Linked DNA regions of Homo sapiens: regions 1, 2 and 4 are each linked to region 3. Evidence: chromatin loops called from intact Hi-C (ENCODE). Cell type or tissue: PC-9. All regions are shown on one strand.

Evidence for each region. Hi-C counts contacts between places; a loop is a spot of excess contacts. Peaks named below come from ENCODE experiments on the same cell type or tissue, not always from the same donor. Only the 100,000 strongest peaks of a DNase experiment are listed, where the experiment ranks them.
Region 1: a loop joins it to region 3, with 9 times the contacts of the local background. A loop is called at or near these places in 7 of 110 quality-filtered maps.
Region 2: it touches region 3 in a loop (6-fold over the local background); 3 of 110 quality-filtered maps call a loop at or near these places.
Region 4: a loop joins it to region 3, with 8 times the contacts of the local background. A loop is called at or near these places in 6 of 110 quality-filtered maps.

What each region holds. Positions count from the first base shown.
Region 1 is chr6:100,674,217-100,682,216 of GRCh38, forward strand. ASCC3 (activating signal cointegrator 1 complex subunit 3) reads right to left here. Exons shown (of 42, transcript NM_006828.4): 14 at 5,402-5,536. Among named protein-coding and RNA genes, the nearest start is that of ASCC3, 200 kb to the right of the region's middle. In PC-9, a CTCF peak has its summit at 3,985 (motif pointing right); no DNase peak of the experiment used is centred here.
Region 2 is chr6:100,112,543-100,120,542 of GRCh38, forward strand. No RefSeq gene overlaps it. Among named protein-coding and RNA genes, the nearest start is that of MCHR2, 120 kb to the left of the region's middle. In PC-9, CTCF peaks have their summits at 4,307 (motif pointing right) and 4,508; a DNase peak (open chromatin) is centred at 4,299.
Region 3 is chr6:101,223,987-101,231,986 of GRCh38, forward strand. All of the region lies in intron 6 of LOC107984041 (a long non-coding RNA gene), which reads left to right. Among named protein-coding and RNA genes, the nearest start is that of GRIK2, 170 kb to the right of the region's middle. In PC-9, a CTCF peak has its summit at 3,084 (motif pointing left); a DNase peak (open chromatin) is centred at 2,875; H3K4me3 peaks cover 632 bases; H3K27ac peaks cover 861 bases.
Region 4 is chr6:100,660,818-100,668,817 of GRCh38, forward strand. ASCC3 (activating signal cointegrator 1 complex subunit 3) reads right to left here. Exons shown (of 42, transcript NM_006828.4): 15 at 1,528-1,719; 16 at 989-1,213. Among named protein-coding and RNA genes, the nearest start is that of SIM1, 200 kb to the left of the region's middle. In PC-9, CTCF peaks have their summits at 3,668 (motif pointing left) and 3,876; a DNase peak (open chromatin) is centred at 2,624; H3K27ac peaks cover 1,897 bases.

The DNA of each region.
Region 1 (8,000 bases), 550 kb before region 3:
TTGGGTACTATTATGTTTAGATTTTGATAATATATTGATGAATATATATTACATAATTTTTTAAGAAATTTTTTTTCATCCAAAGTTTGTTTACCCACTTTATTTCTTCTTCTTGCTTATTTTCTTCCTGGAAACTTCATGTTTTAAGTTATTAAATTTAATAAGTATACATATAAAGATGTAGATATTAACTGGTCTGTTGTTGCTGTTCCTAATATTTCTTCCACCAACCTGCTTACTGCTTTTTACAATTCAATATTATTTTTTATTGTTCCAAAGCATTAAGTTTAATTTTTGTCTCATCTATTATTGTTTTAAACTGTTATCTTCTTTCTCTTCAAAACTCATGGGTAAACATTTACAGAATATCTACCATGTGTTAGGCAAGGTATATGTTAGCTTATTTATTACAGAATTTTTTTTTTTTTTTTTTTGAGACAGAGTCTCCCTCTGTCACCCAGGCTGGAGTGCAGTGGCGCGATCTTGGCTCACTGCAACCTCCGCCTCCCAAGTTCAAGCGATTCTCCTGCCTCAGCCTTCCCAAGTAGTTGGGACTACAGGCGTATGCCACCATGCATGGCTTTTTTTGTATTTTTAGTAGAGACGGGGTTTCACCATGTTGCCAGGCTGATCTCAAACTCCTGACCTCAGGTGACCTGCCTGCCTCGGCCTCCCAAAGTGCTGGGATTACAGGTATGAGCCACTGCAACTGGCCACAAAAATCTTAAAATATAGGCATCATTGCCACTTTGTATGTGATGAAATGTGGCTTGAGGATGTTAAAAAGGCAGAGTGTGTGAATCAACATTAAAACACAGGTTTGCTTAGATCCAAAGTTTTTATTCTATATGAGGTTACCTCCCTTTGAAAACAGAAAAGTCATGCTCCCAAAAATGCAATTAAGCAAACAGTTGTTTTTTTTTTTTTTACAATTTTGTTTGATTTTATTTAAAAAATACTAATACACTTTTGACATCCTATGTGGTGGTAACTGACAGTAAAATTACTATATTAGCCTCCAAGAGGAAAATAGGTTAAGATATGGCAGGGAAAGAATAAACTCTGTGAAGATGATATTTTGCATATATTTAAAGCAAAAAACAAAAGTAAGAGAAAGAGGGCTATTAACCATCCCTGCTACTACTAAGTCTGTTATGCTATCTTTAGTTAACAGATACCATCTCGGAAGAGACGATTCTAATCTGGGCCATACTGACACCGAAGCTGCTCATGCAAAATTAAAGCAAGCTGTAATAGTAAGCATCAGATAACTAAATCAAATTGGCATTAATTCCAGTTGCCATTGATTTAGGCAAAGACTAAAGCTGAACTTATAAAAACAAGGAAATGATTGACAGATCTACATAATAAAAAGTCAGAAAATTATACTTTAAAGCAGCTTGAGGATACGTATTACTATTGGATTCTTCCTCTTTTTATAACTTGTTCAATAGATATTTTCAATAACTACAGACACAAGGCTTATTACGTGGTAGAAATTCTATCTAAAAGACAAACTCTTAACATCACTGATATATGTAAAAATACTGAACTCACATCAGGGCCATAAATCAGAAACATACGGTAAAGGGATGGGTGGGAATACTCAATCCCTATGAGAACAGTTAAAGCCTGTTAAAAATTTGTCCCTAACAGAAAAATTTGATTTGATTGAGATCTCAAGTAAAACAGAATCTGAAAATTCTAACTGAAGGATTCATTTAACTTAAAATTAAAATCACAGTGAAAAACAATGGCTTAATAACGAAAATATATGCATCTTTAATTATATACTTAATTTTATAAATATAAACTGCTGCTATTCCTTGAGGTATGTTCTATTTTATAGAAAACAGTGGTTTCTTAAGACACAATCTTTGAGGGGGAGAGTATACAAGTATTAAATATGTAGGGTAAATTAAGAAAATTTTATCCATATTGTTTATTATCCTTTTGCCATTTTAAAATTTAGTTACTAGTATATATATTTTCTAAAAATAGATTTCTATGACAGGTGAAGTTTTATCATTGTTCAGTTTCCAAAATAATTTCATACATCATTCTATCTGTTTCTCATAGTAAATAACTAGAATAGGTATTATTTACTCCATTATTATTCCATTTGAGAGAAGAGAAAGTACGTTTCAGAAATGTTTAGATGTCCAAGGCCACAAACCTTCTAGAGGTAAAATCACAACCAGACCTTTTTGTGAATGTGTCCTGTTGGTTTGGGCATCATTTGTACATCCTGAGATATTCCTGTGCCCAGGGAGAGCCCCAAGCTCCATTTCTGAAGGTTAAACTACTCCTGGGAGACTTTCCTTTCCTTTCCCTACATTCTTGTTTCAGTGGACAAATCTGGAAATATAGGTAGTTTTTCCCTTGGGGGTGACTTTGATATTAAAGATCAATATTATATGAGAAGTCCTGAGGTGTAACTGTTACTACCAGAGAGAAAAGACTCATTTCAGTTGCAGCTAAGGCATAGAAATAGCCTTATTACAAGCAAATGTATGTGTGCGCGCGCGTGCGCGCACACACACACTCACACACACACACACACACACAAAAGGAGGATTTTCTTAATGGAGTTTTGTTATTTACACAAATAAAAATACATTGTGTTAAATGAAACTGTAAAGAAGTGCTTTTAAAGATCTTAGTAAGTCAGGAATTGAGGTGATTACATTAAACACTTAGGGGTAAGGCATCACTGTGGCATGGTAGGGATTTAGCCATGTAACAGAAGGCATGAGGCTAAATTTCTATGTACTGCTGTAGCAAATTTACCTTCTAATTAAATTTTAATGTTTTGGGTTCTTAATTTCCCATTTTTCAAAAACATGGGAGGAAATGTCTCCCACCATGATGATAATAGATCCCTTGAAATTGCTAGAATGTTAATACCATTTAAGTTCAAAGGCACTTCAAGAAATATGAAGGAATGTACTACTAGCACTAGAGGAATACTCTTAAATTCTAGAGCTCTGAGAAAATATTGAGAAAGATGACCTTATCTTTTGTTATAATATGCACTGTGGAGGGTTTCACTCTTTAAAATCTCTCTTTAGGAGAAGTGAGGGATATAGTTAGGTTGAAGAAATGTTCTTCTATTTTATTTAAAAAAAAAAGACCCCATGCCCTAAGGTCTTCAGAAAGCTCCAGACTGGATTTGATCTGTTTGCTTTTGAACAAATAGAACACAGTGTAGTGAAAATGGTGGACTTTGGAGTCAGACTGGCTCAAATCATGGCCTCACTACTTAATATGAGATTCTCTGTGAAAATTATTTACTTTCTCAGTTTTCGTTTCCTTATCTGTAAAATGGGAATAAGAATCTTAAAGGACAGCACAATGGTACAGGTCAGATGAGAAAATTAAAGTGAAACATCTATTATAATGTCAGTCTCAGAGGAATAAAAGCTAAGAAAAAAAGTAATTCTGGGATACCTACTATCAGACAAATACTCTATGAAAGGCTGGGAATATAAGGGTGAGTAGGACAATGTTCTTAATAAATGTGTGTGCAATTCATTCTTCTTGAAAAAAAAAAGTCTAATAATAGTTGGATCAGGAAAAAAATCAAGTATAATAAAAATATAAAAAAGCTTATAATAAAAATGACTAGGGATTTTCAAGTCTACCCAATTGTATCAAAACTTTCCGTTTCTCTGTTATTTTTCTTCCAGCATAGTGATCTGTGAATTAGTGCTTGGTGACATTGCCTTAAATAAACATCATTTTAAAATATCTCCATATAAATTATTATAATATGCTCTAGAATATTTCATACTATATTTGATTTACACATATGCCATATCAAGGGATAATACCAGCAATATCATAGATTGTAAGGATTGAATGAGTTACATAAAGTAATAAAAACAATGCCTGACACCAGTGACCACTTAATAAATGTTAAGCTTTACAATAACAACAATTAAATAATAAACCGGCATTATTTAAATTAACAATAGTTATCTGAATTGAGATGGATAAAGAAACCAGAAATCCACAAGGTGGCTCTCAAGGCTTGTCTTTTAAACAGCATAGAGTTGTTTTGTACTTCCAAAGAAATGAAACAAGACTTATGAATACCAACTTGACTTTTCAAAGACTCTCATAAATTCATGATTAATAAATAATTGGAAGGACACAAAACTGTACAATCTGTACAATAAGTGTTAGGTAATAAAAGTAAAAAAATAGAAAATGAATAAATTTTGTGTTTCTAAATTGAAAGAGACTCTGATGTTCAAAACAACTGACATCAGCTTAACATAGAATTTAAAATATCAATATAAAATAGTGAAATTTATAGTACAGTCACAATTAAATATATTTTACTAGGATAATAAATATAAAAGGGCATAGCACAATGTCTGGCAGCTAGCAGCTGTTCAGTAACCAATCAGTTAAATCTTACGTTATATATATATATAAAATTTAAAGTTACTATCATTTTATGCCAACAGATTTTTTATTTCATAATTTATTTTCATAGCTTTAAATCAGGAAGTCAGCATACTTTTTCTGCAAAGAAACAGAAAGTAATTTACAGTAGCTATCACAACTACTCTATTTTTCTCCAGTAGTGCAAAAAAAGTCACACAATAAAGAAACTGGTATGTTTATGTTCTGACAAAACTTTAATTACAAAACAGACGGACATCTTTGGCCTTCGGGCCATAATCTGCCCAATCTTCATGTAAATAATTATCTGATATAGTTAAATAAAACCTGATATAAATCTTAAAATACTACCAATACTCAAATTACCTAGAGGAGTACTTCTTAAACTGTAATGTATACAAAATCACCTGAGGATCTAGCTAAAATGTAGATTCTGGTTTGGCGAGTCCGGGTTGGGGCCTAAAGGTCTCCCTTTTTAAAAGGATGCAGGTGACCCCAAGACCTTTTTGTCCTTTGAGCATGTGTACACTGAGTAACAAGCTGTTGACAAACTTTTTGGCTCAGAATTCCTTTACATTGCTTAAAAAAAAAAAAAAAGCCTATTTAGGTTGTATCTGTCAATATTAACCTTAGAAATCAAAACTGAGAAATTTTTAAAAAGTATTAATTCTTTAGAAGTACAATAATAAGCCCATTAGATGTTAACATAGGATATGAAATTTAACTGCATTTTATATTTTAACTATATTTTAAAGAGCAGGACTAGGCACTTCAATTATAACCATATAGAAAGGAATGATAAGTGTTATGTCATAGAGTGAAACCTTTTAATAAAAGATCATTAAGTCAAGAAAAAAGTCAAGATTATAACATCATAAATCTGCAAAATTAACTTCTTGGAAATTGAGACCGTGGATCTTTCACATATAAAATACCCGGGATATGTGGCATGTTACATGCTTTAGTTCTTGTCCTCTTTGTTTCTTACCTGTTTTTCTGCAAGTACATAGTCATGTCCTTGGGTAGGAAAAAAGAAGGGAATATGGCCACAATTTTTTGCTCTTTCTATTAGAGACATAGCTGTTCTTACAGTGGCATTTCGAGCATGTACAAACACCATCACCTGAAAAAAAGGAAAGCAGTTTATTTAATATTCCAATTAATTAAATTACAGCTTAATAGTAGCCTGGATATCATTCCATATAAACAACTATTAATTTCTCAAAACATAATCACAAATTTACGAATTCTCCAACATATCCCTATTTTAGAACAAAGTATATATAGGAAAAAGACAAGTTAAATAAAATTTAGCTTACAAGTTGATAGAAGTTTGTGGAGTCTATAAAATTTGGAGTTTAATTTGTATGTTTCTCTTTTGAATACATAATTCATTATCATAGTCATGTATTATAGAGACAGCATACAAAAATATTGAGAGCTTTCTCATTGGAAGATTACTACCATCAGTTAAATTTCCAGTTCCATAAAGATGTTTCAAGAAATTGAAAACAATAGAGAAAACTCTTCCTTGGACAAAATCATGTCTAAGAACAATCACTTAAAATACAAAGGTTAGGGGACTTCTGGAGATAAAAATGCTTCTGTAGAAGTACCTAGAATTCTCTGTGCAAGCCTTCCTGTGGAATTATTCATGAAGTGACTGGGGATATCTGAACTAGGGGGAAGGTGTGTGCCTGAATGCTGTGTCAAGAAGTGGGGAAAAAATGCATCTTCAGGGACAGTCACCAGGCACGTGTGAATACAACTGAAGAGAATAAGGGAGTGTTTAGCAGCCTGCCTTTGCTCCCTGTCAGTACCTGCCTTCTTTCCTCTGTAAGTTTCTTCTTTGGCCTCTACCTTACATCAGAATCAGCTCAACCCCAGCATTCCCAAAGAGCCATTAGTATGATAAAAATTATTTTCTCATATAGACTACTGCTCTTTTTCAATTTTATCTGGTGTGAATAAAAGCAACTTTACATTGTTAACAATCTGGAATATACAATCTAAAGATAGTATGTGTGGGTGCAGTAAATGACTTAAAGACAAGTTCCCCTAGCCCCTGCTTTCAACTAAATTCACACATCTAAATCTCTGGAATCACTAAGGTATTCTGCTTAGGCCTGAAGCAACTTGGATGTCCTAATCCTTGCACCTCTTCTCAATATCTCCCCTATACTCCTCTGTTAGTTACATTTTTCTGGAAGTTAAAACTTTGATGTTTTTTGCAGGCTATACATTTAGGAGGATATTCAAGAATTGTATCTAGTCAGGGAATCGATAGGCTCATGTGAGCTGACCTAAGTAAAAGAGAGGATCATTTTGAGGACTAACAGAAATGAAAAGGGGAATGAGGTCTGGGATTTGACCAGAAAGGAGACAGGGTGACACAAAGACATCTATACTTCTATAGAGGTATCTCTATATTTAAGCCATAGTAATCTTATGTCTATAAACTTGTCAAGGTAAGTGTTCCACATATGAGATGCTTATTAAAATTCACAGTAAAATCTCAGATAACAATCATTCAAGAAACTGGAATGCTTAAATAACTAATACTATTTTAGGTACATTCAAAGTAAAGGAGAACAGATAATTTGTAGAAGATAAGAAGTTCCTCAAAACAAAGCAAAACAAAAAAACCCAAAATGTTTACAGAAAAACAAAAAGCACTGCAAGTCATCAGGAGAAATTTAATCAGCTAATTAGTTACCAAGGGCATAAATCTTGAGATTTCATACTTTATCAGAGCTCTAACTTATTTACTGATACTAATAGGTTTTGAAAGGAAATATGATCATAAGAACATTTTAAGGCTGGGCGTGGTGGCTCACACCTGTAATCCCAGCACTTTGGGAGGTCAAGGTGGGTGGATCACAAGGTCAAGAGATTGAGACCATCCTGGCCAACATGGTGAAACCCCGTCTCTACTAAAAATACAAAAATTAGCGGGGCGTGGTGGTGCGTGCCTGTAATCTCAGCTACTCAGGAGGCTGAGGCAGGAGAATCGCTTGAACCTGGGAGGCAGAGGTTGCAGTGAGCCGGGATTACGCCACTGCACTCCAGCCTGGCAACAGAGCGAGACTCCGTCTCAAAAAAAAAAAAAAAAAAAAAAGAAAAGAATATTTTAAAAAGAGTACACTAATAGAATTTATTTCAGAAAGTTTGCAGGTACTGGGACATTCTGTTTTCCTAATTTTTCAACTAAAGAAAACAAATCTTTTGATTTTTGATAGGCTCTCTAGCTTTCATGGGCAAACATCTTTACTTCATAGGATGTTAAGAACTGCCACATAGGTTCAAATTGTGATATTTTCGTAATGACTGATAAACACTATTTAATGCTAAGATAGAAAATTCTGTTATAATAATGCCCTGCTGAAGATTCATCAGTTCAGAATTTGTCCAGTTCTATCATTCTATCTCTTGCAAATGGTAGGGACATTTCCATTGTAAGTTTCTTTTTAAAGAGCAAGGCAAATTTTTTTTCTCTAATATAAAAATAAATTTTACCACCCAGAAAACCTCATTAACCCCCAAATTAAATTGTAAGAAAATCGGAATTAAAATGAAGTTTTTTGTAA
Region 2 (8,000 bases), 1.1 Mb before region 3:
AGTGTTGATATTTCCTGAGGTTCTGTGGGAAATATCAGAAGGGAGTCCCTGTATAATGTAAACAAGATAGAAATTTTAAGAAGAAAAACAATTTGAGGTTCTGCGTTTAATTATTGTCTTACTTTTGAAGAGTCTCAAGCTTCTTTTATTTTTCCTGATGCAAAATATGCATGTGTGTAGTCTCTGCAAACCCGAACTTTCTTTTTACGACCTATAGTGGGTAAGAAGCATGAAGTGGGTCATTTTTAGACCAAAAAAATGCCTCATAAATTTGTCTTTTATTATATAATAACAAAACTCCCAAAAGGTTTTATTTATTAGTTAGTTTAGTTGAAGAAAAACTGATATTGTATGTTATATTTACCTACCAAGTAAAGCCTTTAATGAGATCATTGAAAAAGACTTCCTAATTCCACTGTGCTTATTTTTTTTTAAATAAAATTAGGGGAAAGGCTCTCATTGTAACCTCTGCCCCCTGTTGTAAATCGACCTTGCATACGCCTGTCTGGTATGTGAACCGTGAAAAATCTTTATGGAACTCTTTCAACCCTCTCTCTTTGCTCGTTGTGGTACTTAACGTCTACAATGAATGATACACATGTAAAAGGCAAACGACAACAGTGCTCATTAATTAGAGCACATGATATGAATTTGTAAGAAGATTGAGGCTATGAGGATTCATATGGGTAAGTTGTGGGCAATCGGTTTATGTAGCGATCTTTGTTTTTTCTATGACAAAGTAGTAAGGGACATGCTGCAAATACCAATAGGACTATGTTCTAGGGATCTTTTTTCTTGGCTCAAAAATCAGTTAAAAAGCCAGAATGATGGTAGCTGTTGCCAATATTATGAAACTCCAAACAAATTTTCCAGTTTTTTTCTTAAGCCTTTTTTTAGGGGAAGTTTTTTGTTTGTTTGTTTGTTTGTTTTTTTAGATGGTGTTTCACTCTTGTCACCCAGGCTGGAGTGCAATGGCACAGTCTTGGCTCACTGCAACCTCCCTCTCCTGGGTTCGAGCAATTCTCCTGCCTCAGCCTCCCGAGTAGCTGGGACTACAGGCACACACCACCATGTCCAGCTAACTTTTTTTGTAATTTTAGTACAGATGGGGTTTCACCATGTTGGCCAGGCTGGTCTTGCACTCTTGATCTCAGGTGATCCGCCTGCCTCAGCCTCCCAAAGTGCTGGGATTACAGGCATGAGCCACCGAGCCCGGCCCCGGGGGGAAGCTTTTTAATGGAGTGACAGAATGAATATATTTCTCAACTGCCAGTTTTTTAACTCTGTATTCTTTTTTTTGGACTTAAAACTATGCTATCAACTTGGTTTATTTGAAATAAATTTTTTTTGACTTTTTAGAGGTTAAGTAGTTTAAATGACTCTGTTTCCTTGTTCAATGTAACTTGGAAAACAAAAACAAATACAAACAAAACAAAACAAAACAAAACAAAAACCTGAGCAGATTCTTTCAGAACATCCCTCAAGCAAATTTAGGTACTACAGACACCACACCAAAATGCACTATTTAAAGGACAAAATGTGCTAAGGTTAATAATCAGTGTAAACAGAGTCTTGAAATGGAAATAGAATAATCAAATGAATACAACAGGATGATCTTTACTGTGTGGTTGTTCGCAGGGTGATTTCTGGTGTTAGGCTCCAGGTGTTTGAATTCTGATCTGGCATCCACTACTGTACAATTCTGGGCCAGTTAAATCCCTATAAGTGTCAGGGTGAAATGGAATAACAAGGACTTCCTGAATGGGCTGGGAGGACTAAATGAGATGATGTATCTAATGCATCTAACATGGTACTTTGTTTATAGTTACCATTATTCTATTATTGCTTTTTAAGGTTAGTGATATACACATTCATATGGTTAACTGTTTATCTTGAAATTCTCATAATTCTAGAAGTCTGTATTGGCAGCTACACTATGTCGTATTTTATTTCTGTTTTCAGATGAAGAAGAAAGACAGAATGGATAACAATTTATTTGGTCATTGAGTTAAATATTAAAATATTTTAAAAGTATCTGATGTTGGGGCATAACACAATTTGGAATATGAGTCTCAGTATTCATTATATCTTGTGACTAAATTTGTCAAGAAGCTCAACAATTGCATTTTTCCCTTTCCTTTTTTTTTAGTTTTGCAGAATAAGCTGATCATTTTGCTTTTTAAGTGTCATTTGATAGGAATATGTCTATACTATACTTCTGGCAAAAATTTACCCTCTCTTTTATGGTAAAATATATTCAATTCAGCCAACTACTTTGTGGCCAAACCATCTCTCTGTACTCACCACACAAATGTTGAATCAGAAAACAGAATGGCCATATTACAAGTCCTTGGCTCAATAAAAATAAACCAAGCCAAAAAAAAGGCAAAGGCAAAGAAATTTCTGTGAGAGTTGATTGGGGTTTATTTCAGCTAATTTTGCATTCATTTCACAATCATTTTTACATTCTACACTATAGAAATAAAAATGATTAATTCTGAAAAATCTTGCTCTATGAAGGGGCTGATGATGGGCACCCACTGCATGGGCCTTCCACAGTGGCCCAGGGCTCTCTAGCAATGCCACTGTTAATTGTTGGTGGCTCTCAACCACTTTCCAGCAAGTACCTCTTTTTCCTTTCTCCTGTTTTCTATCTCATTCCTCTACATTCCTTAATCAATAAGTATTTCCTAAATGCAAGAGACCAGCTCCTGTCATCAAAAAGCTTATTATTGAATAGATGTGCCTTGCAGTGATCCTGATGGACTCCTTCATGCGGCTGTCATTCTCCAATCAAAATGGTTTTGGACCCATCAAGTTTATCTACATTTTATGGGTCAATTAAGTGCCTACTGGGTAGCATTTTTGTAGTATGAGAATCAGCAACAAGAGAGAGCATATTTTTTCATGATTACATTTTCTGGAGGGAAAACTTAAAAGATGCCATTTTATTTTCCTATATGTAAAACTGTGTTTCCAATGGAAATGAATTTAGCAATCCAAGAGAGCTTTTGTAACTGCCAATAGAGTTCCAGGTTGCTTGGCAATGCAAATGAAGATCAGAAACCATCCCCACCCAACAAAATGAAAAACAACAAAAACAACAACAAACCAAGAAACCCCATATGTCTGTCATTCCAGAGATGCACAGTTGAAAGGAGCCCAGAATAAAGCTTTGAATGAGAAACAAAAAAATGTGAGGGCAACACATGAAATGTGTTTCATTTTTTTAAAGCAAAAACAAAATAAACAAAAACCAAGTTGTTAATGTATTATTTCCCATCAGAAGGGAAAATACCAATAATGGGTTTGAGGGTTGTGGTGCCAAGTTCTCTAGGGTTATAAACTAGACTGATGCAAAGCAGATGAAATTTCATCTGCGGCTTACAAATGAAAGCTTTTTAATGGGGAAATGGAACATTTCTGCCCCATAGATGTGCTGAGACCTCAGGTTCAATAGAAGTTCAAGTCCTCTTTTTCTCAGCATGCCAGAAGCAGGCACCTTGGTGAACATCAGGCTAAAGAATTCATGGAGAATGCACTAAAGGGTTAATGGAAAGGGCTTCTAAAAACCAAGGAATACCCCCCCGCCAAAAAAACCCAAATTAACAGTCTACTGTTTAAGATTATTTTTTAAAAATATATCAACCTAATGTACAAAGAACTAAAGCTTTAGCAAAGGGGACCAGTCAATAAAGAACACCTTTGGTGATATGTCACATTGTCTTTTCATCTGTAAATGATAATGAATTTGGCAACCATTTTGCCCCTTATTGCAAATTTAAGAATAGTATCCCATCCATTCCTAACTCCTGTTTTCTGAGCAGGATTTTTAGAGCGCTGTTGTCCTAACATACAGAATTAATGTTGAAAGAATTGGTAGAGTTTGGGAGAGTTGGAGAGGTTAGGGTTTTATAATTATTTTTCTTCGATTATGTCTATATTTTAAGTTATTTACTCATTTCATGTCAATTTCAACCTCGAGGAAATAAAAACCTTTTTTCTTTCTCTAGGCATTCTATATTGTTCATGGGAAGTGGAACTGTGTAAAAGGCTCATGTGAGTCTAAGCAGTTACCAGTGAGGAGAATACAAAAGGCCACCTCACCCCAGTGCCTGTGGCATCTGACACTAAAACATATGGCTGAAAAATGTAAAGTGCCATCAGTTACCAGGCTGCTTGTCTCCCTGTTCTGTGATATCCCAAACCAGAGAGCTCGGTTTCTTTACAGAGTAGAATGATTACGACCACTAGTCTGCCCTTGCTTGGTAAAGGCAAAACTCCAAATGGGCAGAAAAAATCCTCCAGGTGGCAGCACCTTCTTAGCTTTCAAATCCTCCTCTAGTGTGTTTTTAATTAGAACTAAAAATATAGTAACTACCAAAACCAAATTGATCCAGGAATAAACATTTATATGGTACCTCCAATCTGGAACTAGTCAAGATGTATTAAATTATTAATGATCTCTTCCAGCTTCTGACTATTGCTTGTTTTGACTTACATATTTAAATACTCCCTTGTAAGTAAATATGAAAGTTTATAGACTTAAAACAACATAGAGTTATAAGAATGAGGTCATAACCTGTGACTTCTGGATTAATGTAATTCATTGTGTCTGCTTGTTTCTCATTACCAACTAGCATTTCCAGTCCTTCATATCAGCCATGTTGTGCTGTTGTGACCATTGCTCTAATTTCTATGTCCTTATGCTTAAGCAAGAAACCATTACAGAAGCTTTGAGCCAAGGTAATAACAATAAAAAAGTGTTTTTAAGCCAGAAGCAGAAGGGGAGAAGGGAGTAACAGACATTCAGAAGGCTGGTGAAAGGTGAGCAAGACTTCCCCGGCAGAAAGAGCTTGTTTAGGGAAAATGGCATGGTGTTCTTTGAAAAGTCCTTTTTATTTTTGGCCTTAGCAAATGAACCTATGGAAAGCATTTACTAATTGGACATACAGTCAGATCAACCAGCAATCTTTCTGTAATGAAAGAAAATATAGGAAAGGTTAGCACTTTCCACAAACCCTAATCAGTCTCCTCTTTCTGTATTTGTCATTGAATGTCTCCACAACATCAAAAACAACTAGATGAAAAAGGAAATATTCAAAAGCTTGCTGGCTCTTCTACATACCAGTTTGATTTTTTAAAAACTGGATATACTGAATTAAATGAACTGACTTTGAGTAGCCATCATGTCAATGTTGTGTAGTCTCCGAGACAGTTAAGCCTATTTGAAGATGCTTATGATGTTCTTGTCTGTCTATCAATATTTTAGTCACCTAGACTCAGAACCTGAGATTTACTTATTAGTCACCCATTCAAACACCATCCACTGAATATTCACTGTGGCAGACACGATGCTGGGACCTGATCTTCAGCACTTCATTTTCTTCAAACTCTGTCAGATCGGTCCTTGCCTCATGTTTTCAGTTTTATTTTTTCTTTCTGATTCCGTGGACTCTACCCTAGACCTTAATCACTTAATGGGTATATTACTGTGAAAACCGTCCTCTAAATTTTCATGTTTGCAGATGCTCTTTCTTTGAGTCTATTCTACTTGCTACTGCTCCCAACTGGCATGATTCATTTCACTGATTGAAAAACCTACCATGACTATTTGTTTATAAGATCAATTGAAAAATTCCTGTTTCTAGGATTAAAACTTCTTATCATCTGGCCCCTCCTAATGGGGACCTCATCTCTCAAGGCTCTTCACTGCGTCCCATCATCTGCCATGTTCTCTTGCCCTCTGACATTTCACTCAGGATGGCCTCCCTACCCTCTTGCCAAATTCAAGGTCTCCCTTAACATCCCTTCTCTCTTCATTGCAATATCTACCACCAGCATCTATTATTTCTATTCCATATTCTACCTTGTCTTTCTTTCTTTTTTTTTTTTTTTTTGGTATTTATTGTTTTTTCAACAAGATTACATTCCTATTGTTGAGGGACTTTTCCTTAGTTTGGCTAAAGACGGGATCCTTGTCACGTGACCACAAAAGATTAGGCTCCCAGACAATTTGAAGGGTGAGAATAATGGGATTTGTTGGGTGAAAAGGAAAAAAAAAAACAAGAAACAAAAAATAGGGAAACATGAATTCTCCATAAGGCTAGGGTCCTGCTAGTGTGCTTCCTGCCTCACAGTTTGAATTCCAGTTTCCACCCAGGAAGAGGAGGGGCCAGGCTCCTCCCCACTGCAAATAGCGCGAACTTCTGTGGCTCCGCCCAAGTGTGCACTCCTCCCAGTGCACAGGCTGGTTGGAGTTTCCGTGCGGACCACTTCCCACCTGGCTGTCTCACTATAAAAAACATCCCCTGAATCCTGTACTCATTTCTTATCACTCACTCTGTTCAACACATAGTAGGTGGCCAAAAATACTGAACCAAGAAATGCTTATTAAGTTGAATGTTTTCTCTATGCAAACTGGTCAACTAATACATGCCCATCATGGTCATCAGCCCCCAAAGCAGCACTTCTCAGAAAGACTAAATGTCATTCTATTCATAAAAAGAAAAGATTCAATTTAACAATGTTCCTAGCATGTACTAGGAAATGTTGAATCCTCTCATTTTTTAAAAGCCACCTTTAGAGAATTACATGATTGCTAATGTAACAGAAAAAGCTTATATTTGATTTTCATTTGAAACAAAAAGGTCAGGTTACTGCAACATTTTCTCTGTTGTGATGACATGTTTAATACAGGACAGTTTGACCTCTTATTCTATCTTAATACTTTTCTTTTCTCTAATAACACGGTGTCTATAATGGTGAATTATGATATTTAGAAATGTTTTGAAAACTTCCTCGAGTCAAGTGAGTAATTCTGACCACTGAAGATGTTTTTCTGCACTAAAATAAAGGATTGCAAGGCAGTTGCCCTTTGCCATCATCCCAGTTGACTTTGAAGAGCATAGTGACATAGCAAACATGCTTTCCTTCATAGGACTTGTTAAATGTGTGTCTTGCCCATATCTGAGCGTCTCCATTACTGATATTGCCTCAGCCCCTTGAGACTCTGGAAAAAGAGGATGATTCGGGTTAGTATTTCCAGCTTCACAGGCAGTATTTGCTTTAGAGACACATTTATTTCTGAATGTGTCTCCTGAAGAAAAAAATGGCACAATTTTATGACTTAGGAAAAACACAGGATATTTAGAAACCAACCTTTTAAAGAGTGTTTGTTCTAATACCACTTCTGCTTGTTGTTATATTCTCTAACTTGGTATAACTGCCCTTAATTCCAAACAGCCTTCAAATTTGCAAAGATTGTCTTCTACTGATTAAGAAGTTAACGGGTATTGAGTTCCTGGTACTGCACAGGGATTTACAAATGTGGTCCACAGTAAAAGGCAGGAAAACCTCTCAGCAGCAAAGGCTAAAACCCCAAGAAAGGGGAATTGCCCATGGCTTCTGTCATTGGCTATTGACACTTTCAGCCACTGCCCCAATTCCATTTTTCTACCATCTTGACCAAATAGTCTGTTTGGCATAACTAGTATATTCCATGTCTTCTCGGCATTAACACACAGGAAAAACGTGGCAACCTGAATTTTCTAACTATTATGAAAATTATATCTTATTTGGTGAGCTTTAATGAAACACTTGCACTGGAATTCAGAGTACACCAGATAGGAAGGGCTTTCCTCCCCCATCTGCACCTTCTTTGTTGGGGCTGGGGAAAGGGTCTGGCTCATTCCTCTCCTTGAGCGTTGCCTATGTCAAACCAGAGCAACAGAAGTAGATATTTGACACAGCAGAGAAAAGGGGCCATACAATAATAACACCCTAGCAGTATGCTGAAAGAAGTAGTCTATACTACAAGAGGCAGAAGTGTGTTTACCTAATAAACATTTTACTTCAAAGGAACTGAAGAACTTAAAGCCCTCCCACTTTCTCTCACTCTCCCTGGCTCTATGAGAAGAAGGTGAGGAATCTCAATAGAAAAACATGATTGGAATCCAGTACCTTGGAATGGGGCTAGAGGAATGAAAGTGTAGTCAGAT
Region 3 (8,000 bases):
GTTTGAGTGCCTTATGTATTCTGGTTATTAATCCTTTGTCAGATGGATAGTTTAAAAATATTTTCTTCCATTCTGTGGATTGTCTCTTCACTTCGTTGTTTGTTTCCTTTGCTGTGCAGAAGCTGTTTAGCTTAATGCAATCCCATTTATCTATTTTCACTTTTGTTGCCTATGCTTTTGAGGTCTTACCCAAAAAATATTTGCCCAGAGCAATGTCCAGTAGCAATTTCTTAACATTTTCTTTCGATAGTTTCATAGTTTCAGGTCTTACATTTAAGTCTTTAACCCATTTTTGCATTGATTTTTATATATGGTAATAGATGGGGATGCTAAAAAGCCAGCTTCTAGCTCTAGGGGAAGGGGCCTCTGCTTTCAAAAGATGTTATATTCTTTAAATTGATTGCCATTATTATGATGCAGTGTCTCCTGATAGAAAAGGAACCAAAGAGTGGAAGTTGGCATGGCTCATCTCACTATCAGTCTAATTGACAAATTTGTGATTACTGTTCCCACAACTTTAAACCATGGATTAGAGGTCTTGGTTACTAAGAACAAAAAGTAAGGCTTCTACCAATGGACATGGTAAATGTTCCACTAAGCTTTGGCTATGGCTACCACCTGATCATTTTGTGCTTCTCACAATAGTGGCCAAGCAAGCAAAGAAAGAAGTTACCACATTGGCAGGATAATTGACCCTGGTTGTCAAGAGGAGCTAGGATTTCTGTTACAAATGAGGGCAAGAAAGAGTATGGATAGAGCTTAGAGTATTCAGTGAGATGCTTTTAGTTCTCCCATGCCTGATTGTAGCAGGGCGAGCCACAGACAAAACTCCTCAGACACCGAGTTAAAAAAGGAAGAGGCTTTCTTTGGCCAGGAGTGTCAGCAGACTTGTGTCTCAAGAACTGAGGTCTCCAAAGAAAGAATTCCTGTCCCTTTTAAGGGCTTATGACTCTAAGGGATCCACGTGAAAGGGTTGTGACAGATTGAGATCTATAGATAGCACATGTGGTTAGAGTCGGGGGTTAATCTTTTAACCTCAGGCCTGGTTGGTGGTGCCGGTTGGTCATTTCAGGAATGAAAACAACTTCATTCCTGTTGTTTTTCAGCTTTTAATTCCTCCTTCTCTTCAGAGACAGGAGACAGTAAGAGAAATGGCCTCGCTCCTCATTCCCCTCTTTGAGAATCTCACTCGCTAGTGCTAGTTCTCACTCTCATCTTCACTACACAGTCCTAATTCATGACAAACATACTTATTTTATGCTATATAGCCCTTTCCCAATCTAGAGAGCTGCATCTTATTTATTTCCATACAGGTCACTGTTGATTGCTGCACAGGCATCAAATTTTAAGATAATTTGTTTGGGGACTCCTTTTTCTTCTGTTCTAGTTATTACTTTACTCACATCAGCATTTCCCCGGTTGCCAGTCCTCAATCTTATTTCAAAAACTGTACTCATGGGGGCTCAGATGGGTTATAGCACACATCAGGCTGGTCGCTTCCTGGCCTGCATACCTTATACTGGGTGGCATTATACAAACAAGTCCCTTTTAGAGTTCTAGTATGTTCATAATAACTATAAAACAGAAAGACTGTTTTAACTTTTTGCCCTACCTCAGTAACTTGATGTATACACTGGGAATAGTCCTCAGTCTGAGGAAGGTCAGTTGAAGTCCTTACTGTACAAATCCAAAATTTAAGGAAAATAAGTCCCACGATGAGTTTCCTCATGCTTTGGCTGTGTGTGGACCAGTCAGCTTCTGGGTGTGACGAGAGTAGGGCTTGTCGTCTTCTTCAAAGTCACTTTGCAGGGGTTGTCCAGGCTTGGTCTCACCTCCCAGGTCTCAGGTGCTGCAGGTTTTATGCGGCTGTGGTGGATCCAGGCTGGGATTCCCTCTACCTTTACAGCTGTGGGAGTGGTCAAGACAACAGTCTGGGGTCCTTTCCACCACGGCCGCAAGGGGGCTACGTTCCAATCTTTGATCCACACCCGTTCACCTGGGGAGAAAGGGTGAACTGGGGAGAATAAGCTGATGGGACACCTCTCATTTACCCAGGCTGAAATTGTTTGTGTAATTTTCCCTAAAGCCTGTATCTGTCGCTGTAACTCAATTTCACCTAGCTCTTGAGAAGTGCCTGGGAGTCCTCGTGGTATGGGAGGGGGCCTATGATATAATATTTCATAAAGGGAATATCCTGTCCTTTTAGAAGGGGTACATCTAATCTTAATACCATAGGGAGAGCTTGTACCCACTTTAATCCTGTTTCTTGACACACTTTCCCTAAACTATTTTTGATAGTCCGATTCATCCACTCTTCTTTTCCAGAACTCTGTGGTCAGTAAGCGGTATTTATTTTCCATGTGAGCCCCAATACCTTTGCTGTCTTCTGTACCAAATCAGCCACAAATGCCAGCCTGTCATCTGAGCCGATTTGTAAGATCAGTCCAAACCTAGGGATGAGATCTCGGAGAAGCACACGGGTTACTTCATGAGCTTTCTCAGTTCGTAAAGGATAGGCCTTCACCTACCCAGATTATGTACACACTAGAACTGGCAAATACTTGTTAACTCCATATTTGGGCATCTCAGTGAAGTCTACTTGGAGATCTTCAAAGGGGGCTGCCCCATAAGCTTGTATGCCGGGCAAGACGGTTGGACCTTACCTAGTATTGTGCTGCCAGCAGGTGACACACTGCTGCGCCACTGTTTCGGCAAGGGCTGACAGATGCGAGATGTAGAAGTACTGGTTTAACAACTTTTCAAATGACTCTTGGCCTAGATAGGTGGTCTCATGCACAGCCAATACGACTGCGGTGCCCAGCAGTTGTGACACGGCTATTCTTCCATCTGATAACCGGATCCATCCCTCTTCTATCACCTGGCCCTCCCTCTGCCTGGAGAAAGTCCTTCTCTTCTTTAGAATAAGTAGGTACAAGGTCAGGTGCCTGAGGGAGCAGGGGTCAGTGACTGATGCCCGGTAGGGGGTGGATGCTGCTTTTGAGCCTCTGAGTCAGCTCGGGAGTTCCCCAAGGCAATCGAGGTGGAAGCTCGCTGGTGTTCTCTGCAGTGCGTGACTGCCACCTTTTGGGGGCTTCCACACTGCCTCTAACAATTGCAGGATCTCTCAATGATGTTTTATCTCTTTTCCCCCAGAGTTCAACAGGCCTTTTTCTTTATATAACACCCCATGCACTTGGAGGGTTAAGAAGGCATACCAAGAGTCAGGGTAAATGTTTACAGTCTTACCTTCATTTAGCTCTAAGGCCCAAATTAAAGCAATGAGTTCAGCCTTCTGGGCTGAAGTACCCTGGGGCAATGATTTGACTTCAGTGACAGTGTCCAGGGTTACCACTGCATATCCTGCACACGTCTCTTCTTGTGGGTTGACCAAGCTGCTCCTGTCCACGTACAGCTCCCAGTCTACTGATGTCCAAGGATGGTCTCAGAGGTTGGGCCTGCTAGAATAAACTGAGTCCAACACCTCTACACAGTTATGTTCAACTGGGCTCTCTAATACCGCGAGTAAGGTGGCAGGGTTCAAGGTGTTGCAAACATCAATGGTTATGCAGGGATTTTCACAGAGCAAGCTTTGGTACCTAGTTAGTCTAGCATTCGTTAGCCAATGATGTCCTTTGGTATTCATTAAAGTCACCACAGCATGGGGGGCCTTTATGTTCAGATTTTGCCCAAGAGTCAGCTTATCTGCTTCTTATGCTAACAGGGCAGTTTCTGCCAAGGCCCTCAAATATGGGGGCCAACCTTTAGAAACCCCATCTAGTTGTTTAGAGAGGTAGGCCACCGACCTTGACCAGGGCCCCGTGTTCTGGGTCAAAACTCCAACTGCCATCTTTTCTCTCTCTGACACATATAGTGTAAATGGCTTTGTCAGGTCAGGCAGCCCCAGGGCTGGGGCCGACATGAGTTTCTCTTTTAACTCATGAAAAGCTCATTGCTGTTGGGACCCCCATTCCAAATGTTCCTTGTCACCCCCCTTTGTGACTCCATACAGGGGCTTGGCTAGTACTGCAAAGTTTAGGATCCATAACCTGCAGAACCCCACAGCTCCTAAGAATTCTCTCACCTGCCTTTTGGTCTTAGGCTCTGATAGGTTGCAAATGACCTGCTTTCTTTCTGATCCCAAGTTGTGCTCCGCCTGTTGGATAGTAAATCCCAGGTAACATACTTGCTGTCTGCAGATCTGAGCTTTCTTCTTGGACACCTTTTACCAACATTCCTCCAGGTGGTGGAGCAGGGTATCCGTTCCCTTGGTGCACCCGACTGCTGTGGGGTGTCCCAGCAGGAGGTTGTCAATGTACTGGAGCAACATGCAACCTAGGTCTCTGGTGGGAAACTTTTGGAGGTCTCGAGCCAGTGCTTCCCTGAAGATAGTGGGGGGAGTTCTTGAACCCTTGGGAAAGCTGGGTCCAAGTGTACTGAGTAGTGACATCTGACCCCGGATCCTCCCACTGAAAGGCAAACAGTTTCTGGCTCTCAGGGGCTAGTGTGATGCTAAAGAAAGCATCCCTGAAGGATGAACCAGGTGAACCAGTCAGGTGAACCAGCTATCCTCAGCTGTAGCTTGGTTGAACAAGCGCAAATCCTGTACTGGCCTGTAGTCCTTGGCTTGGGAACAGGCAGGAGGGGAGTGTTCCATGGAGACTGACAAGGGACTATAATTCCAAAGGACCTCAGCTGCTTGAGATGGACCTGGATACCTTCAAGAGTTTCTCTGGGGACCAGGCACTGTTTTTGTCTGTCTGGCTGGGCCCCAGGCTTAACTTCTATGAGTGCGGGGGCCTGGTAGATTGCCAACCCTGGAGGATTGTCTTCTGCCCACACCTTTGGCCACCGCTTAGTCAGAGCTGATCCTATCTCTTGGCCTGGCCCAGTTAAGAAGAGTCCCCATTCCTCCTCCTGAGGAACCATAAGGGCCATGATGACTCCCGTTCCAAGTAGCTTTAGCTGTAAAGAGCTGTGCTTTGTAAAAGAGATGGTGGCTGTCAGCTTGCTAAGTAGGTCCCTTCCTAGCAAAGGCAAGGGGCAGTCAGGCATGTACAGGAACTGGTGAATCACTTCATGTCCCCCCACAGTGCAGGTCCAGGGCAAACAGAAAGCTTGCTTTGCTGAAACCCCTGTGGCTCTGATTATATCTATTGTCTTTTTGGATAAGGGGGTGACTGGGGTGGTTACTACTGAATGTTCAGCACCAGTATTGACAAGAAACTCAATGTCCTTGCCCCCAACTGTCATCCTGACCATGGGCTCTTGGGGACACATGAGCCTGGTCTCCCTCAGTCCAGTAACCCTTCTGCCAGATTGAACAAGGCCCCTTCGTCCTTCTCTGAGGCCTCCTGCTCAGAGTTGCCTTGTTTCCCTTTCAACTGGGGGCACTTGTCCTTCCAATGTCCTATTTCCTTACAGTAAGCACACTGCTTACACTGCAAGCGTGGACAGCCAGACTGGGTATGTTTCCTGGGGCCCCCCTTCTCTCACCCCTCAGGGGGACCGCTCTCATAGCTGCAGCTAGCAGGTCGGCATTTCACCAGGCTTGGCATTCACTCTCTCTGCAATTCTCTCTGTGGCTTACTGCATCTCTATTCACAAACACCTTGTTGGCTATCTCCAATAACTGTGAAGTATTCATGCCTGCAAACCCAGCCTGTTTCTGCAATTTTCTTCTAATGTCTTCTGCACTTTGACTAACTAAAGCCATGTTAATCATGTGCTGATTTTCAGGGCTATCAGGATCAAAGGTAGTATACATACGATAGGCCTCACATAGTCTCTCGTAGAATTGTGCTGGGCTCTCATCTTTCCCTTGAATGACCTCAGAGACTTTGTTAACATTTGTGGACTTCTGAGCTCCCTTCTTTAACCCTTCCAGAAGGGCTTCCCTGTACCGGTTTAGCCTTTGCATACCCTGTCTTCATTTGGGTCCCACAGGGAGTCTGTTCCTGGTAATTGTATCCTCACATACTCTTGTGGGTTTTGGTAATCAGCTGGAACATTTTCTTCCAAGTTGCTGCTTGGAGCACTCTCCTCCTTTCATCTGTGTTAAAGAGGTACATGAACAACTGGTGGCAATCAGTCCAGTTGGGGTTATGGGTCTGGATAATAGTTTGGAGCAAATCAATTATAGCTTGAGGCTTTTTGGTATAGGATGGGGTATTGTTTTTCCAAATGAGGAGATTGGCAGAGGTGACGGGTTGGTACACAAAGGCACACCTTTCTACCATGTGCCCGTCCTCATCTATCCCAGTATACCATTGCTCTCTTAAGGGCATTTGTATCCCAGTTCTAGGCCTCAAACAGGCTGCCAAGGGAAGGGTTTCTCCCAAGGTCTCAGATCCTTCCTTTTCTACTCTGGGTGGCCTAGGGGTATGTAGGCCTTGTGGAAGCTCGGGCGCAGTGGGCTCAGGAGTGGGAGGCCTTCCTCCCTGGTGAAAGGGTGGGGGGCACTGGTGCCATTTCTTGCCATGAATCCTGTGATGTTGGGTCTGACAGGACTTTAGGAGCCAATCCCCCTCGGCAGGTGGAGCGGGATTCTTCCTTGGCTGTCTGTCCCTTTGCCACTAGTACTACTGCTGCCTGTCCTATTAACTACTGTGGGGGGTCTAAAACCATCTGAAACCAAGTGTCTATGTATGGAAACTGGTCTGGGTGTCCTGGCTCACCAGTTACCTTGTGCCATACCTTTGAAACAATGGACCTTTCTAGGCTTCCTACTGATGGCCAACCCACTTCTAATGTTGGCCAGTCTATCCCACACAAAGTTCTAAGTTTACTTGGTGTCATAGTAACTCCATAGTCTCCATTAAATCCTTTCTTGAATTTTTTCAACATAGTTCCTAGCAGAGTTGGCTTACTTTGTGTTCCACCCATCTTCCTCCCAAGACAAAACAAAACTCACACCACAAGAAGGAAAGGGTAAAGGGGTCACTCACTCACCTTGCCCCTCTCAAACTCAAGCACTCACTTTCACTTTTCTTTTTGCAAACAAGTCAAGCCAAATCAAAATCAATACTGAGACCAAAGTGCCAATAAGGGCACACTGTGGATGATCAGGCCATGCTTCCACTCAAATGGAGTGGGCAAGTTCCAAAGACCGGTCCTACAGTACCAGATGTCCAGATTCCAAGCGCCAGTTCCTTCCCGGTGTTCAGCTGCTGTGTTGATCCTCTGTGGGGGCCTGCCATGCACAGCTCTGATGAGGCGTTCTACCAGGGCAAATGCCTACCTGGGAGTCAGGCTCTGTGTCGTTCAAGCTGGCCAGATGCTCCACAGGGCAGGGCTAAGCCGCCTAAGGGGCTGCCTTAACCGTCTGTTAATCACCTCAATTCCCAGTCAGGGAACCAAGAAATGGAGCATGATGAGCCACAGACAAAACCCCTCAGACACCGGGTTAAAGAAGGAAGAGGCTTTATTTGGCTGGTAGCGTCGTCAGACTTGCGTCTCAAGAACTTAGCTATCCGAAGAAAGAGTTCCTGGCCCTTTTAAGGGCTTACAACACTAAAGGGTCCACGTGAAAGGGTTGTGATAGATTGAGATCTATAGATAGCACATGAGGTTAGAGTTGGGGTGGGGTTAATCTTTTAACCTCATGCCTGGTCAGTGGCGTTGGTGGGTCTTGCCGCTGACTTCATTCCTGTTGTTTTTCAGCTTTTAATTCCTCCTTCTCTTCAGTGACAGGAGACAGTAAGAGAAATGGCCTTTCTCCTCATGACGATAACTGAATGGGCACTGCAGCAGCCACATCTGACAAGAGTACAGTAACTAGGCGCTCAGACCCTTCAAGGATGAGAGTCTGAGTCACCCTACCAGGATAGCAACCTAGAGAAGCTGAATCACTAGTTGAGGATTCTTTTGCAAAAAAGCTAGCACGGGGATGATAAAAGGAGACAGTGCATACCAGTTATGGCTTCAGGATCAACTGAAACTGTAAGTGCTGTAGTTTATTCCACCAATATTCCTAATATAATTTTACAAAAGAAATTGTGAAT
Region 4 (8,000 bases), 560 kb before region 3:
TCCTTCTGCTGAATCCTTCTACAGAACTGTCTTTCCAACATTATTGCACTGTGTTTTCATGTCTTTTTCTCCCCTTTTGGAATATACACTTCTTAATAGAGAAAATGAAATAGTAAGTGTGTTTTTCATTCTCTAAAAAGACTTATCAATAATATGAATGGAATGTTAAATGAAATTTGTATAAGCTCTTTAAGAAGTACCTAATATAGGACTTTGTACAAAATAAGTAGTATTTGATTACAAATATTTCAAAGTATTCATTTACTTAATATTTATATCCTACCTACTTTCAAGTATTGTTTGAGTCAACTTTAAAGGTATGAAAGAATACTGAACTAGCAAAGTGTTGAATACCAAAGCAATAATTTAAAATGTCACAAAAACAGTCAAACCTGATTTTAATGTTCTATACATATACTCTAAATTTTAAGAATGTTTATTTTCTTTACCAGTTAAGATGTTACCTAGGCTTCCAGGGTCTGCTATGTAAATCTTAACACAAAAGTCACACACACACACACACACACACACACACACACACAAAACAAATGATCATAATCTAGCTCAATCACATTGTGTATAACAAAGTTAATCAACTGACCTAATAGAGCTAAAAGAGTTTTATAAATTTCATTAAACCTTTAGTAAAAATTTCATTTAAAACTTTGCAAAAGTGCCATACAAATATTAATTATTATTGCTATTTCTGTTTCCATATTTTCTATAGTCTTTGTTAGATTTCTGGTCTCTAGGAAAGCCTCATAGTTTAAAAGTATGGTCTTTTAACAATAGATTTTTATCAGTTATCATTCTATAATCCTCTGAATTAATCAACAATAATGCCATTCACCCTGTTTTGTCTTATAACTTATATGGCATAGGCTGTAATCCTAAACACTACAAAACAGCAACCAACTCAATCTTCATCTTTCTTGGTCATTCTTAAGGCTGATGATTCTATTCCAAACTTTTACTCATTAGATCTTACCTCTGCATTTAGGTTATCTGCAAGGCTTTCCAGAAACTGACTCTCAATTGGGTTTCGTTGAGTGAGCAAAGTGAGGTAATGGCTGAGTTTATCATGCGTTGTTATAATTATTCCTTCCCCAAATTTGTCAAATTGTGGTCGTCCAGCTCGACCAAATATCTGCATGACATCTAAAATTCCAAGGTCAACAAAGGAGCCTCTTTTTGCAGCATATATTTGTGTTCCCTAGATGAGGAAAAGTTAACAAAAATTTACATAAACACACACAAATATAATCCTGATGAACTGAATACTGAAATTAGGCAAATATGGCAAGATCTCAAAAGTGTACTTTAACTAATCCTTTCATCATCTGTGATAGAGTAAAATTTTCACAATATAAACTAGATTCTTATTGGAGAAAATAATTCTGACCTTTTATAAATAACATTCAAAGTCAAGGAAACAGCCAAATCACAATATTTTTCTATGTAAGTCAACCCAGAGCCTTGCTTTAAGACACACACAAAATCCATTTATCAAGGAAGGTAAGCTCTTACCTTAATAATAACAGCATGGGCGGGAAGATTGACACCCCAGGCTAACGTAGCTGTACACACTAGGACTTTGATATGCCCATTAGAAAACAAGTTTTCAACTAAATTTCTGTCCTGCCGAAGCATTCCTGCATGATGAATACTAAAACCATCTGGGAATAATTCTCGTACTTGCTTATTTCTCGACCTTTGTACCTAGATACCAAGAAAGCGTAAGAGTATTATTTAGCATTTAAAAGCAATTGTTTTTAGCATTTCTGTTGTATGAGTTCATCAAAGAAATCAGAAAATTATTTTTAAGCATCTTAAGGTATTACTAGGTCTTAGTATATAATGCTTTATATAAAATCATAAAAAATAATGTTACCTATCTTAAAAAATAGGTAATACCAAAATATATCACAAAATTCAAAAGGAAAGAGGTGAAAAGCAAGTGTCTCTTTCATCCAGATGTCCCTTTTTGCAATCAATCAGTATTACCTGTTTCTTAGCCTTCAAAATATACACTATTCAAAATAAAACTAAATCTCAGTGGCTTCTCAACTCCTTAAGAGTAAAGGCCAGAGTCATTACAATGCAAGACTATGGAAATCAATCTCATCCCCTTACCTCATCCACACTAGCCACAATGGCTGGCTTTTCTGAGTATATTTTCCAACAAGTCCATATCTGCTTCAGAGCCTTTACACTTTTACTTCAGACCCACTGCCTTTGAGGACTTCTCCCTTCTTATTGAGATCCCCATGATGCTTCCCCTATGATATTCCTCATTGCGATAAGTCAATAAACCCAGCTTTGTTCACCTACAGCTGTGTTCTTGGTGATCTTTGATAGCAAAGCATTGACCATCTGTTTTAGCTCCTCAACTATAGATGTGCATTGAGTATAGAGGAGTCCTTCCTTATCTGTAGTTTTGCTTTCTGTGGTTTCCATTACCTGAGGTCAACTGTGGTCCAAAAATATTAAGTAGAATATTCCAGAAATAAACAAATCATGTTTTAAGTTACATGCTCTTCTGAGTAGCATGATGAAATCTCACACTGTCCTATTCCATCCAGCCCAGAAAATGAATCGTCCCTTTGTCCAGCATATATAAGCTGTAGACATTTCTCACCCATTAGTCACTTAGTAGTAGGCTTGGTTATCAGATTGACTGTTTAAGTATCACAGTGTTTGCAAGTCACCCTTATTTTACTTAATAATGGCCCTGAAGCACAACATTAGTGATGCTGGCAACTTGAATTTGCCAGAGAGAAGCCATAAAGTGTTTCCTTTATGTGAAAAGGTGAAAGTTTTCAACTTAAGGGAATAAAAACGAAATTGTATGCTGAGGTTGCTAAAATCGATGGTAAGAGCAACAAATCTTCTAGTTGTGAAATTACAAAGAAGAAAACAGAAATTTGTGTTAGTTTTGCTGTTGCACCTCAAATTGCAAGTTACAGCTACAGTGTGATACATAGTTAAGATGAAAAAGGCTTTAAATTTGTGGGTGGAAGACACGAAAACAAAAACGCACTTAATTGACACCAATCAAGTTAGTTCACTAGTATCTGTGGTTTCATATCTTGGAAATATACCCCATGGATAAGGGGGGACTACTGTAATAATGTTACTTCTGGTTCTGTTCTTTGGCCTAATCTGAGCCCAGAGGTGAGATTTAGTATACTTATATGTCACCTGTGTAAGTGCTGTAGCAGAAGGTCTTAAAAGACTCACTGAAGATTCACTATACAATAGGCAGAATTTTTAAGAAAAATTAAAGACCTTAGATTAACATTTAAAGAAATGTTTATATAGTTAAAGCTTCTGTTTGGCCATCACATCATGTGTTTATTTGCTATTGGTCTCAAAATCTCATTATCAATTCATGAGCTTCTTTTTGAACAGTTTTTTCCCTACACTTTTTACTTAAGGGCTGGATAATGGCAGGGAGTAAGATTTCAGGGGACTGGGGTTCCATTCTAGACTTTGCCATACTGATTATCTCTCAGGTCACTTAAAATTTTAAACTTCTAAGTTAATAATATTTAACTAATAAAATTATCTAAGAAAATAGTATTCCATGAAATCTGCTTCAATTATAAAACCAAAAGTAATGCATTAACAAACCACACCATCTAGTGGCCAACCAAGTAAATAACAACTTACACATTTTGAGCCTCTTAAGGGTCCAAAACAAAATACATATATAAACATAACAAAAGAGGAGAGCTTCTTAAAGTTTCAAGGGGGGTGTATTCTTACTTTATTCTTATGCAGTGCAGTCAGCCTGTTAGAAATTATTTTATACATATACTTTAGGACTAATTACACTTGGATCTCATTGCCTCAGCTTTCATCTTTTCAGACAAGCAATATTGTTACTGTAATCTTAAAGCAGCTCTTATGAATATGGAAAAAAGTCCAATTGTGGTGTATTTGCTAAGAGCTCCTTCAGAGGCTAAAGGTAGGGAGAGGAGAAACATTTCACTTACTTCATTTCTTTTCTAATATTCAAGAGTGGATATTCAAAGCCAACAGAGGAAACTAAAACTATTGGTTGAAGGTGATATTCAAATCATATTGCTGGATTGCTGTTTGGTTTTAGGTTAAGTCTGCTTTCTGTGGGCTCCCTGCATTGAAATGTTCTGCTGTCCTTCTTACAAATAGATTCCTTAGTCAAACCCCATTTGAGGGAAGACATGGCTAGGACTGCTGTGGCACCAATGACACAGTAAGAAGTTAAACAAGGGAAGTATGTATCTGTGATAGAGATGTTTCTTATAAAGTAGCAGGTGGATCTTGGAGTACTGACATAGTACCTCCCACTTGATCACATGGGTTTCACATTCAACCAGCATCAGTGGCCAGTTTCACATTCAACCAGCGTCAGTGGCCACCAACTTGGTATATCTCTCTGGTCTCTGTGAGGAACTAGGAGGAGGTAGGAGTCACTTCTATTTCTATTCTTGCATACTCTGTGCATTTTTTTTATTGGTTCATTACAGACTTGAAGTGACAACAATCAAAGTAAGTCTGGGTTTTTTATTCTTAACTATCTTTGAATCTGAATTTTCCATCTGTGGTCTGCCTTAGCTCACAACAAAAATGAACTGGAATCTGGCCGGGCACAGTGGGTCATGCCTGTAATCCTAGCACTTTGGAAGGGTGAGGCAGGCAGATCACGAGGTCAGGAGATGAAGACCATCCTGGCTAACATGGTGAAACTCCGTCTCTACTAACAAAAACAAACAAACAAACAAAAAAAAAATAGCCGGGCATGGTGGCATGTGCCTGTAGTCCCAGTTACTCGGGAGGCTGAGGCAAGAGAATCACTTGAACCCAGGAGGTGGAGGCTGCAGTGAGCCGAGATCACATCACTGAACTCCAGCCTGGGCGACAGAGTGAGACTCTGTCTCAAAAAACAAAAAAAAAAGAAGAAAAAAAAATGAACTGGAATCCCTGGAGATGAGGCCCAGGGATGTTCCTCATGTGATTTTAAAAATCATCATAAAGCAAAACTATTTTTCCACTTTTAGTGTACACATCTAAGAATTTTAAGACATATTTGTGTTAGATTTGTGTAGCTACCATCATAATCAAGAGGAGTTTCTCCACCTTAAAAAAACCCCCTCATGCTATTTCTTTATAGTTAAACTCTTCGCAACTACTACCACTGTACTAATCTGTACTCCAACCCTATAGTTTTGTCTCTCCAAGACCACTATATAAATTGAGTCAGAAAGCTTATAAACTTTTGAAATTAGTTTCTGTCACCCAGATTAATGGCTTTGAGATTCATCTAAGTTGTTGCATATATCAATATCTCATTCCTTTTTATTGCTGAGTAGTATTCCACGGTACTACAGATGGGCACATTACAGTCTGTTAATCGGACCTCTCACTGAAGGACATGGGGGTTGTTTCCAGTTTTCACAATTATAAACAGAACATTTATAAACATTCATGTACACTTTTTTGTATATATTAATATGATTTCATTCCTCCAAAGTAAATACCAGGCATGAATCTTACGGGTCACATGGTTAATGTATGTTTACTTTTATAAAAATGCCAAAGCATTTCTGGAGAATTTTAACATTTTGCATTTGCATCAGCATTGTATAACAGTTCCAGTTGCTTCCCATACTTGCCAGCTTCCCATACATTATATAATTATTATTTTTTATTTTAGCAATTGTAACAGGTGTGTGGTAGTATCTTACCATGGTTTTAACATAAGTTTCCTTAACAGTTAATGATGTTAAACATCTTCCATGTTCTTGGATGTGCATATCTAATCAGCTCCTCAAGTGATTCTACTGCACACAAAAGTATAAGGAGCGAGTTTTTTACAGAAGGATATTTGCAATGATGTTTTTATCCACCTGTGTTATAATACAGCTGTACAATTTGACCTCATGAGACTATTTAGTGCTAAGCAACCTCGTATTTGTTATTGTACTAAATTATTTACATTCCTAAGAAGAGTACCTCCTAACAAATTTATGAAACATGATAGTCACTAACAGACAAAAAAAAAGCACTGTAAAGAATCAAAGAGAAGATCAATAAGAAACATGTATTTATCATATATTAGATCCTAGGAATTCAAAGAAATTTAAGACAAAATCTGAGCTTTGGATAATTTGCAGACTGGTAAGGAAGACAGACTCATATACAAGTGATTTCTATTAAATATAATGTGTTTATGATAGAGGTACAGGGACCAAGATGAAACTTTGTTATTTATGACATGATATTGTCATTTATGACAAAATTATGTCTTATTTACATTTGTATCGCTAACATTTGGCAGGGTGCCTTCTTCATACTGATACTACACATTCCCTGAATGAATGAATCAGTGATCTGATAGTTTGATCAAAGAAGTCTTTACAGAAAATGTGAAACGTGAGTCTTGAAGGACAAGGGATAAACTGCTAAATGGGGAAAGGTAGGCAGCAGGATATATAAGTACCTAAGCTGGGAATTATTAAAGAGCACACACAGTGTGTTTGGAGGGCATTCTGTTCAGAGGGTGTGGGGCAAAAATTAAGAAAATTAAGCTAGAAAAAAGGATTGGGGTCAGGCTTTACATTGTCTTGAACATAGGTGGAAAAGGAGCCAATTCAAGTTTTTAAGCAGTATCAGATTTGTTCTTTAGAGAGGTAACTTCACAGTTGTGCTAAGACCAGAGCAGGTATCGGCCACTACAGCAATCTGCAGAAGATGGAGGCAGGGGAAACAGAAATAACCAAACAAAGTCAAGGTTAAAGTTGGCTAGAAAGTAACCAAGACTGGATGACTGTCTAGAAAGGGGGATGAACATGACATAAAAGAAAAGGAGTTAGAATTGTTTCAAGCTAATCCTTATCTTGGTGCACTGAATATACGATAAGGTAAACAGAATGAGGAGAGTCAATGATTGCCTTTAACTTAGGTACTAAGAAGGTCAGGAGTAAATTATGTTTTGCGCATGAGTTTGAAGTGATCCATGGATAAAGACTTGGGCTTTTCTTCTAAATAAATGGAAAGCCACTGAAGATTTCTGAGAAGGAGAGAAATAAGGGAGACCAGTTAGGTAATCATTGGTAGAACCAATGATTTAAAGATTGTGAAATTGAGAAAAAAAATTAACACTCTTACCTTAAAAGAAAAAAATCAAACAAAAATAGACAGTGGCCATTACTGACTAGAGAAGGAGCTGGCAAAATATGTGCCAACTACCTGTTTTTGTACATAAAACTTATTGGAAAACAGCCATATCAATTTGTTACAGATTGTCTAAGGCTGCTTGAGCTACAACAGGAGGGCTGAATGAATAGTTGTGGGAGAGATCATATGTCTACAAGCTTAAAATGTTTACTACCTGGTCTTTAAGTAAAATAATCTGTATAGCTGTACACAAGTACAACAGCACAAGCACAAGACCCAATATCAGCAAAACGAAAATATCACAATTTGAAAGAATATGAAAGAAATATACTACAGTTTAAAAGAATCAGAAAAGAGCACTTTGTAAAATTCAGTGCATTTCACTTAAACTGTTTGGAATGGATGATTTTCTAGGAAAATATTGTTACTAATATTTAACCTAGAAGTGACAGAAAACTCTAAAATGATAAAAATAATGAAAGAAAATTTAAGAGTTAAATTTAACAGCTGGGCTTTCAAATTTTTAAAGATGAATTAATTCTAATGCTATTAAGAGACTCTAGAGGACAGAAACAGAACACTTAAACTGATTCTACAAGCGAATATAATGGCACTGATATTAAAACCTGACAAAGCAGAAAAGTGAATACAATAACAATATCTCTCTTACAAATATTACTCTAAATAGTAAAGAACTTTAGAAAACAGAATTCATCAATGCATTAAAACAAAATGCCACAACTAAGTACTCTTCAACCCCAGAATGCAAGGGCATTGTACTTAATATGTTAACATATTTAATAATTCAAAAAAGAAAGAACATTATGATCATGTGCAGA